2 separate regions of the Homo sapiens genome follow, and region 2 is linked to region 1. The links are chromatin contacts, found by Hi-C in ENCODE. All regions are on one chromosome and are shown on one strand. Each heading gives the region's core, a stretch centred on a gene start or an enhancer-like site at or near the end of the contact. The rest is flanking DNA. Distances are from core to core; before and after follow the strand shown.

Region 1 (4,713 bases), core at 1,203-3,702:
CGCCTGTAATCCCAGCACTTTGGGAGGCCTAGGCGGGTGGATCACCTGAGGTCAGGAGTTCAAGACAAGCCTGGCCAACATGGCGAAACCCCGTCTCTACTAAGAATACAAAATTTAGCTGGGTCCAGTGGTGCCTGCCTGTAATCCCAGCTACCTGGGAGCTTGAGGCAGGAGAATCGCTTGAATCCAGGACGTGGAGGTTGTGGTGAGCCAAGATTGCACCACTGCACTCCAGCCTGCGCAATAAAGTAAGACTCTGTCTCAAAAAATAAAGTAAAATAATAAAAATAATCAACATGCCAAAGTAGCATATTTTGGGGTAGCATATTTTGAATTCCTTCATTTCCCCCATCTGAAACTTTACCATAAGTTTCTCATAATAAAATCTGAATTAGTGGCTGTGGAGAGAAGAATCAGTTTAGCAGCTGAGTGATAGATCTTCAAAAGAAGAATATGTAGATCAGAATGAGAATAAATAAGCAGAAAAGTGCAAATCTAAGCACATTTCTCCATATCCCATTAAACCAATCTCCCAACTCTGGGAATAGGTCAGTCTAATCAAATGGTTGAGCCTCATTATCTTATGGAGAATATTAATCTTTTTTGTTCAAAGGTATAAATCAGATAACGTTTGTCCCAACTGATTCACAAAGAGGCAGCATTTTCATCAACCACACAAGATAGAATGACCAGTGTTGTTCATGAACAAAAAGTGGAACCTGTAATTCCCAAGATCTAGTGTGTTCCACAACTTTTGTTATTGGTCATATTGATGTCTCCACACCTTCATTTTCACGTGCCTCTGTCAGTTTGTAGAAGCAGAAAATGTTGTGAAACATTTGACATAGGAGAACTGCAATCTGGCTTTGGCAGCTAAAAGGCTTGATTTTGTCACCTGACCAAGTTAATCCAGATTTTTGATCTATTTATATACAATTTCTGGTGCTAAGGAGCCTAATCAGGAGAGCAGCCGAGCTATCCCACCCAGGTTGTGCAAGAGTGGCCTATGAACCAGCCAACACATTTGGTGATTTGGCAAAAGTTTGTGCTATAAAAGGTAGTTCTAGAATCACTTATTGTCACCGGATAGAAAGTCCTGACTGTGAGTTTTCCAGGTTCTTGGAGTGTTGAACAAAGAATTGAACAAAACGCACAAACAAAGCAACAAAAGAACGAAGCAACAAAAGCACAGATTTATTGAAGTGAAAGTAGCCTCCACAGAGTAGGAGCAAGCTTGAGCAAGTGGCTCAAGAGCCTGACTGCAATGTTCTTCAGGGTTTTAAATTAAACTAAAAGAATTTGGTTAACACCCCTAGGTACCCTTTAGAGACCTCCAATTGGTTACACCCTACGCAAATGAAGGATTGACCTGTGACCAATCAGACACTGAAGTGGAGGCTTGGTTTGAGACCAATCAGAGGCTGAAGTGGAGGCTTGGCCTGTGACCAATCAGAAGCTGAAGTGGAGGTTGGCCTGCAACCAATCAGAGGCTGAAGTGGAGGCTTGGGCCACAACCAGTCAGAGGCATTTCTCGTTCGTGAGGTAGGGGAGGAGGGTTTTGTAGAGGTCAGGAACTCTGGTCCCTTTTCACCTGGGCATGGAGAGGTGGGGTTTTCCTTTTGGTCCAATTCCAAGAAGTCAGCCAATTTGTCCTCAGGCTCCCTGTCTCCCAACCCTATTCTCCTGCCTCATTATGACCTCCATGATGGGTTTGAGGATGTGGTGTATGGAGTCAAACTACAGGGTTTGATTGCAATATTGTCTTGGATTGTTACTTGGGAAGAGATCAGTACCATATTTGTTTTTAATTGGAAAAGTCTTTTTCTTCCAATGTCTTTATTTGAGCAAGGGACAATTCTTGAGCTTACATAGAGGTTTTTCCTTGCCCAGTGAACTCACCAGAAGGAAAAGTAGAGTGACATTGTTTTTCTGACCATGGATACCATACTCTTTCATTCATTTATCTTCCATAGTTGGTCCACCTGGTACCCCATGGACAGGAATAAAAACTAATTCAGGTTTGTTCATGCTATCAGATGTTGACATAAGCAATAATTATATTGTTTAGCTGACATGACCAAGGTTTGGGAAACTGGTGCAAGGGTGGTGTCAGGTTTGTGTTTAACCTATGAAGAAAAGAGTGAGGTTAATATGAAAGAGGCAGCATTTGAAAGAAAGCCCACAGTGGAGGATCAGAGAGAGAATAGGATAGATTGAGACAAGTAATCTCCAGTCAGCTTCTCAATAAATGGGAGGTTTTGTTGAAAAAGATCCCCCCTCTACTCCCCTCCCCACACCAGGGAGGAAAGAAACTTAAAGGGGGAAAATAGATGAAAGCAAAGTTTTTTATCTGTGATCTTGAGGAAAGCTGTTTGCTTTGTGGTGTCATCTTGCTTCTAGAGCCTTGGCTCTGAAATCCTTACTATGAGGTCACCTGTAGGGATGGTCTTCCAGTTGTCCTGAGAGTGATGACTGGCTCCACCTTGATGTGGCTCACATAAATTCAGAAAGTATGATAGCAGTGTAGGTGGTTAGCAGCACCTCATAAGGTCCTTCCTAGCAAGGTAACAGTACAAGCTTTTTCTAAAAATCTTGATGTATACCTGATCTCCTGGTTGAAAGAGTTGGCTTGATGGATTTTTTCCTATAAGTTCTTTTTATGTCTAGATTTTTATGTTCCACTTGACCTGATGATTGAGGATGGTATGAAGTAAGAAGTTTTAATGAGTAATCCAGAGATTTTGTGAGTGAGTGGTTTATTTCTACTAAAAAATGAGTTCCTTGGTCTGATTCAATCTATAAAGAAATGCCAAAATGAGGAATAACCTCAGTCGTTAATTTCTTTACCACTATCATGGTGTTGCATGAACCTGGCAGATGGCGGTTTTAGTGAGCCGAGATCATGCCACTACACTCCATCCTGGGTGACAGAGTGAGACTCTGTCACAAAAAAAAAAAAAAAGGCATTACAATGGAGGGATTGGTTAATAAGACCTGTGTATAGGTGGTCTGCTACTGTGTTGCGAGGTGCTGTGTCTTATTAAGTCATAAGAGAATGGACACAGAATGGGAGAATGGGGAACGTGGAGGTAAAGGAGGGAACCTAATGTAAGAATACTGAATTTGCCAATTAAGGCACCAGCTGTGACTACTTCATACAGGAATGGGGACATGCCTGATGCCATAGGGTCTAATTGACTTGAGAATGTGAAAGGAAAATAAAAACTCAGAACCCCAATTCATCATGCCAAAAGGAAAAAAAAATTAAGCTGAAATGTGAGTTGTGCAAGAAACTGCCTTTTCTCTTGTTCCTAAGCAGATAGCTAGAGATAAAATGTTAACTCCACAGGTAGTTACTCTGTGTTCACCTTATCTTATGTAAAGTGCAGATTTACTGAGCACTGGATGAATACATAATTGACTATTCCCCTACCTACTTCTTTTCCCTTGCAACATGTGGATTATCATACCCTCCTTCTTTCCCCGCCGGCCTGCTTTTCCCCTTTAAATACCGAGGCCCTCAAATTCATTTTTAGAAAAAGGCACGGACCACAGACTGTTTCTGTGACTCCATGTTTATTTGTTCTGGGCTTATCCTTAACTTTGGCAAAATAAACTTCTAAATTGATTGAGACCTGTCTCTGATACTTTTTGGTTTACCAGAAATATAGTATAGGACATACCTGTTGATGAAAAGAGTCAAACTCTGTAAAATATTTGAAGAGAATTATTCTGAGCCAAATATGAGTGATTATGGCCCCGTGACACAGCCCTTAGGAGGTCCTGAGAACATGTGTCCAAGGTGGTCGGGGTACAGTTTGGTTTTATGTGTTTTAGGAAGGCATGAGACATTAGTCAAATACGTTTAAGAAATACATTGGTTTGGTTTAGAAAGGCGGGACAACTCAGAGTGGGGGCTTCTAGCTTATAGATAAGTTTAAAGATTTTCTGGCTGACAATTGGTTGAGGTTGTCTGAAGACCTGGGATCGATAGAAAGGAATGTTCAGGTTAAAGATAAAGGATTATGGAGACCAAGTTTTATTGTGCAGAGGAAGCTCTTAGATAGGAGATTTTAGAGAGACCAGGTTGTAAATAGTTTTTTTATAGGACTTAAAAGTGTGCCTGGCTCTTAGTTGATTATCTTCTGGATCTGGGAAGGAAGGAAAGAAAACAAAGGGGAAGGGGATTCTCTATAGGATGTGGATTCTTCCCATGAGACACTGCAGGGCAATTTTAAGGTATGGCAAGGAAATAGATCTTGGGGTTAAATATTTTTTTCCTTGTCTCATAATATTATGCCAGTCAGATTGAAAAGTAAGCCACAATATGTAGGGTCCAATAAAACCCATCTGATGAGAATTTATTGTTTGTAGGGCATGACTCCCTAGACCTCTTAGGTAGGAATTTGGGTAAGATAAAAAATCAGAGCTTAGTCCTCATATCCAAGAGGCAAGAGGTTGTTTTGAATACCCAAAACAATCCTATTCTTTTCATGGCAATATAGGTGAAAAGGTTTGCCAAAGTTGGGTAAGCCAAGAGCTGGCTATGTGAGAAGTGCTCATTTTAAGGCTTTGCAGGAGTTCAATGGCTCCAAGAGCTAGGAAATGAACTCTGAAGTAGCATCGGAAGGAGGGCATCTATAGCGATTTAGCATGGGCAGCAAAAGTAGGAACTCATTGATGACAATAGCTAGCTGTCCCTAGGAATTTATG
Region 2 (4,713 bases), core at 758-3,257, 110 kb after region 1:
ATTTTACATTATTGCACAGTAACAAAAATTTACAGCCATAGATAACACAGGATCTGATCAACGTTAACACACCTGCTGTTTAAGGCTTACCCACATTGGAAAGCAATCATTTCCAGGATGGAGATCAAATATCTTAACACAGTGTCACCTGTGTGAGTTGCTAGAAAAGACCTCTCATTTAAAAATCTGTTCATAGAACGTGCTTTCACATTTTTCAGCCTCTTTTCACTTGTGTGCTAGACGGAGGCACTTTAAGAGCTATTAACTGTAGTCTCAAGAGTACAAGACATTGAGTTTCTTCAGTCATTGGTAAATATGGCAAGGAATTAAAATGAAATTAGATTAAAAAGAAAGTAAAACAAATCACTGAATCAGAAAATTTAGCCAAATCTTGTAAAAATCACTGGTCTCTGATTTAAAGATCCCCCCCCGCCAAAAAAAAAAAAATTAGTAGCTGTCACTCATCTGTTGCCAGATGGGTAAACACTACTACATCATTCTGATGTTAAGGTATAACGGTTTTGCTGTTTGGGCGTGTAAACGTTTGGGCTTGTAAATGTTTTAAAACATTGGCAAATAAAGTACTTTGAATTATGTTTCGAGTAGTGTTTCAAAGTATATTATACACGGGTTTCAAATAGAAAAACTAAAAGGTGGAATAAAACAATTTGGAAGAGTTTAGTAAAGCGTATAAAAATTAAAGGACTAAAAAACCCACTTCATTTTAAATGTGTAAAAATAAATCGCATCCATTCGTGGGAATCCAGTGACTTTTTCCTTTTCTTTCTTTCTTTTTTGGTTTTAGTTAGCTGGTACGTACTGCACCCTCCACAACACGTTGGAAATTAGGTCCTGGTACACACTAAGGAATATCCAGCCAGGTAAATACATCAGGGTGATGAGGCCCATAAAATTGAGCGGGTAGTGAGAATAGTCCCAGGAACAAGCCCCGCACGTGCGGAGTCCCAGACCCCAGGACAGCTCCCACACGTAGATGAAGATCACGTAGATGGGCACCCGCTTCCAAGTGCCCCAACCGCGGCTGTAGTGGAGGTGGAAGTAGAGCTTTTCCACCACGAAACTGCAGCTGCCGTACATAAAGAAGGACCAGAGCGACGTGTGGCCGCTGGTTGTCCCGTCCCCCTGCCCCAGTACGTTGAAGAAGAAGGTGAAGAAGATCTCATCCAGAAAGCCGTGCATTCCGAAGAAAAGAAAGCGGGGTAGGTCGGGCAGCCCCTGGCTGGGGGCTCCCCCGGCGCCCCTGGGGCCACGGGGTCGTCGCCGCCGGGCTCCGGCCGCAGTAGGGACCCGGGCGCCGGGAGGGACGGGGAGCGCGCCCCTCCGCTGCTGCTGCTGCTGCTGCTGCTGCTGTTGCTGCTGCCGCCGCCTCTGTCGCCCGTACCGCAAGCGCAGGAAGCGCTTCAGGAACACTTGGCAGTGGTAGAGCGCCAGCACGTACTGCAGCGCCAGGTCCAGCGCCCCTGGCGCCACCGCGACCCCCGCCCCGCCGCCCAGGCTGAGTAGTAGCGCCTGGCCCGCTAGGGTCTGCAGCCCCACGTGGGCCGAGGGGTAGAGGAGGAAATTGAAGACGAAGGCGTTGGGACAGCGCCGCTGCTGCAGGTACACCTTCTCCAGGGCGAAATGGGTGAGCGAGTGCAGCAGGCAGCGGTAGGGCGAGGAGAAGCCTAGCATCCGCAGGTCCGGGCTGCGGGCGAAGCGCCGGGCCGAGGACACCAGCACGTCCAGGGTGATCCCGTGCATCCCGTAGAAGTAGAGGCGCATCCAGGCGGGCAGCGTGGCGCTCTCAGCCGGCGCTTCAGCAGTGGACAGCGGCTCCGGGCAGCCGGCTGCCGCCTCGCTTCCTGGCCCGCCAGGGGCCCCCGGACGCCGCGCCGCGCCGCCCCTCCGTGCGGGGCCCTCGCTGTCCACGTCGCTCCCCGCCATGGGCTCGGAGGCTGTCCGAACGCCCGAGGCTGCACCGCCGCCGCTGCCGGGTGCGCGGAGCTGCAGGGCCGAGCGGCCGAGCCCCGCGCCGCCTCCTGGCCGCTGCCGGCCCCCGGGGGGCGCGCAGGGAGCTCCGTCCCGGCCGCGGTCCCGCGGCAGCGGGGGCTGATGCACTCAGGGGACTCGCGGGCCGCCCGGCTAGCGGAATCCCCCCGCCGTGGCCCCGCTGCGCCCTCCCTTCCAGTCCCGGGCGAGGTGCCGCCCGCCCGCGCCCGCTCTAGCTCTCACCCTGCGCGGCCTAACGGGCACCGCGGCCCAGCCAGGGGAGGCGGCGCCGGGGCTGTGAGGGGAAATGCAGAAGCTTGTGGAAGCCCCATCCCCTCCGCTGCTTAGCCCCGCGCCTCCGCTGCAGGCTCTGGGAACGTAACGCGAGCAGCGGCGGCCCTGCCCCCGCCCTGCCAATGCCCCTCTCCGCCTGCCTCGACCTCTCCCGCCTTCTCAGGCCGCCCCCACGCGCCCGCCCGCCGCACCGAGTCCCACAGGGTCTGCTCGGGAAGGCCCGGCCCTGCTTCTTCCTCCCGGTGCGCCCACTCAACACAGGGGCTCCGGTCGTGCGGGGGGCGCTTGCTGGGCGGAGGCACTGAGTGGAGAAACACCTAACAGGTGTGACTGCAAGTTGATGGGCATTCCCTGCATCGCGGCAATCAGGGCCAGGGCCTGGCTGGCGGAGACGAATGGCTGAGTGCCACGGGCTGGAGGCTGGGCTCAAGACCAAAATATGGTGCTGTATACTTAATGTTCTTATTCAAAGCCAGCTGTGTCCCAGTCATAGAGAATAAACTCGAGACTCCACGCCTGCCCGCCCCTGCGTTACCCTCCATCTAAATTGCTGCCGCGGGGCCTGATCCACTTTTCCAATCTATTTCTTGGCCCATCTACTTTTCTGGGTTTACTCAAGGCCAAGGACAGAGATTCGATGTCCCCCAGAATTTGTGAAATGATTTCAGGCCAGTTGGGTTGGGTTGGGGTGTGGAGAAGAGGAAATGCTTTGTTCTAGCTACTGTGGGGTCTCAGGTGGAGAATAGTACCTCGTCCTGGCACACCCCGCTGCTGGGTTCTTCTTTTGGCAGAACTAGGTCATCCCAGAAATGGAGAGTGACATAAAGGGCCAGGGTTTATCTTTTTCTATCTTTTCCCTCCCTCCCTTCACCTCTCCCCTCTTCTCCCTTCCCTCATTCCCTACTTCCTCCCCTCCCCTCCCCTCCCCTCCAATCCCTCCCTCCCTCTCTCTCTCCCTTCCTCCCTCTTTATCTCCTTCCTTCCTTCCTTCCTTCCTTCCTTCCTTCCTTCCTTCCTTCCTTGGTTGAGAGAGTGGAAGGGGTTCAGAATGTTGGTGTGTTGGTTCCACCATTCTCTCCAATTTTGAATCAGTCTTGGAACTGGAAAGAGCCTCGGGGGTGAATTATACCGATTACCTCCCTCTTTCTCCTCCTTCCCCCGAAATTCATGTGCGGATAGATAACAGTTCTGTGTTAGAGTTTAGATCCTCCCTTGATGAAAGGCTTTCTGGGGAATTTTTTTTTTTCCTTCTGGCGAATAGACATAATGAGGCTGATCCTCTATTTCTAAGGCAACCTCCTCCTCACGCTGTCTCCTTGCCTATTTCAGCCCCTCACGTTCCAATCTGTGGTAGCTAAGTTGACTGTGAATTAAGAGAAACTTTCATGTCAGGGACAGGAATGTCAGGAAGTTTTCATGTGAGGGACAGAAATGTCAGGTAGCAGGTTCATCAAACTTGTTGCAAACCAGGTTTGATCTAGTTGCCCAAGTGCCTGAGCAAATACATTGAAGGGAAATAATGTAAACATTTTTGTGAGCACCTTGCTATGCCTACACTGGGAAAATAAAGGGTTATAAGATGCTCTCTTTAAGAAGTGTGTAATCTAGTTAAAATGATAATAATCTATTATGCCTTCATAAAGCCTACTTATGATTATTATCAATAATAACTGATCGTGATCATTTAATAGTAAATACTAGATGTTTGTACTACTAGATTAATGTTTATTTTGAGTTTTTATTTCATTAAATAAACTCAATCCTGGGCCCAATTTATCAGATATTACAAACAAATGCACTCTTTCTCCATAACTGCTATTTAGACAACGGAAAGCACTTCTTCATAACACCATAAATGTAGTCATTCAAACATGTATATGCTAACTTGCTATATTAAACCTGAATTGTTTTCAAATAGCAAATTAAACTTCAAGGGCCCAAGTCTTCTATTTATTCTAACTTTTCTTAAGGATGCAAGGAAAATCTTGAAAATCTGTCGTCCAACCTAGAATTCATCCCAGGGAGTGTAGGAAAATCTTTTGGATTAAAAAAAAATTAGAGCTTTCATTTCTGTATTTTTAATTTCAGCATTTAAAAATTTCTATTTTGTATACCTTATATATTTTATAAATTACACAGTATAATAGAACATGTATAAAATTTATGTGTGTGTATATATACATATGAAACATTAAATTTTTTAATGAGGAGTATTCAATAAAAAGTTTGGGCTCACTACTGTCCTCACAGTAGTTCTCTATCAAGTGGGTTAGACTACTAAAAATCTTCTCATTCTTTTGGTTCTTTTTCTGAAATGGTTTTCCATTTTTCTTAGGAGAAATCATACAAAATATAAATGAACAGTTAGAAAAGCATAGTAGAAAGTGCAGCTATGATCTGTTATTCTCTCCATGTTTCTTTTATATTTTC

Evidence for each region. Hi-C counts contacts between places; a loop is a spot of excess contacts on that map.
Region 2: a loop to region 1 is called in a map of Calu3, with 2.6 times the contacts of the local background. The contact joins the promoter of TMEM229A here to the promoter of SPAM1 in region 1. A Hi-C loop is called at or near these places in 1 of 168 maps with a recorded cell type or tissue (Calu3).

The regions. Positions count from the first base shown.
Region 1 is chr7:123,922,789-123,927,501 of GRCh38, forward strand. SPAM1 (sperm adhesion molecule 1) reads left to right here and starts at 2,453. Exons shown (of 5, transcript NM_153189.3): 1 at 2,453-2,564.
Region 2 is chr7:124,031,060-124,035,772 of GRCh38, forward strand. TMEM229A (transmembrane protein 229A) reads right to left here and starts at 2,008. Exons shown (of 1, transcript NM_001136002.2): 1 at 1-2,008. The coding sequence starts at 1,944. The coding sequence ends at 802.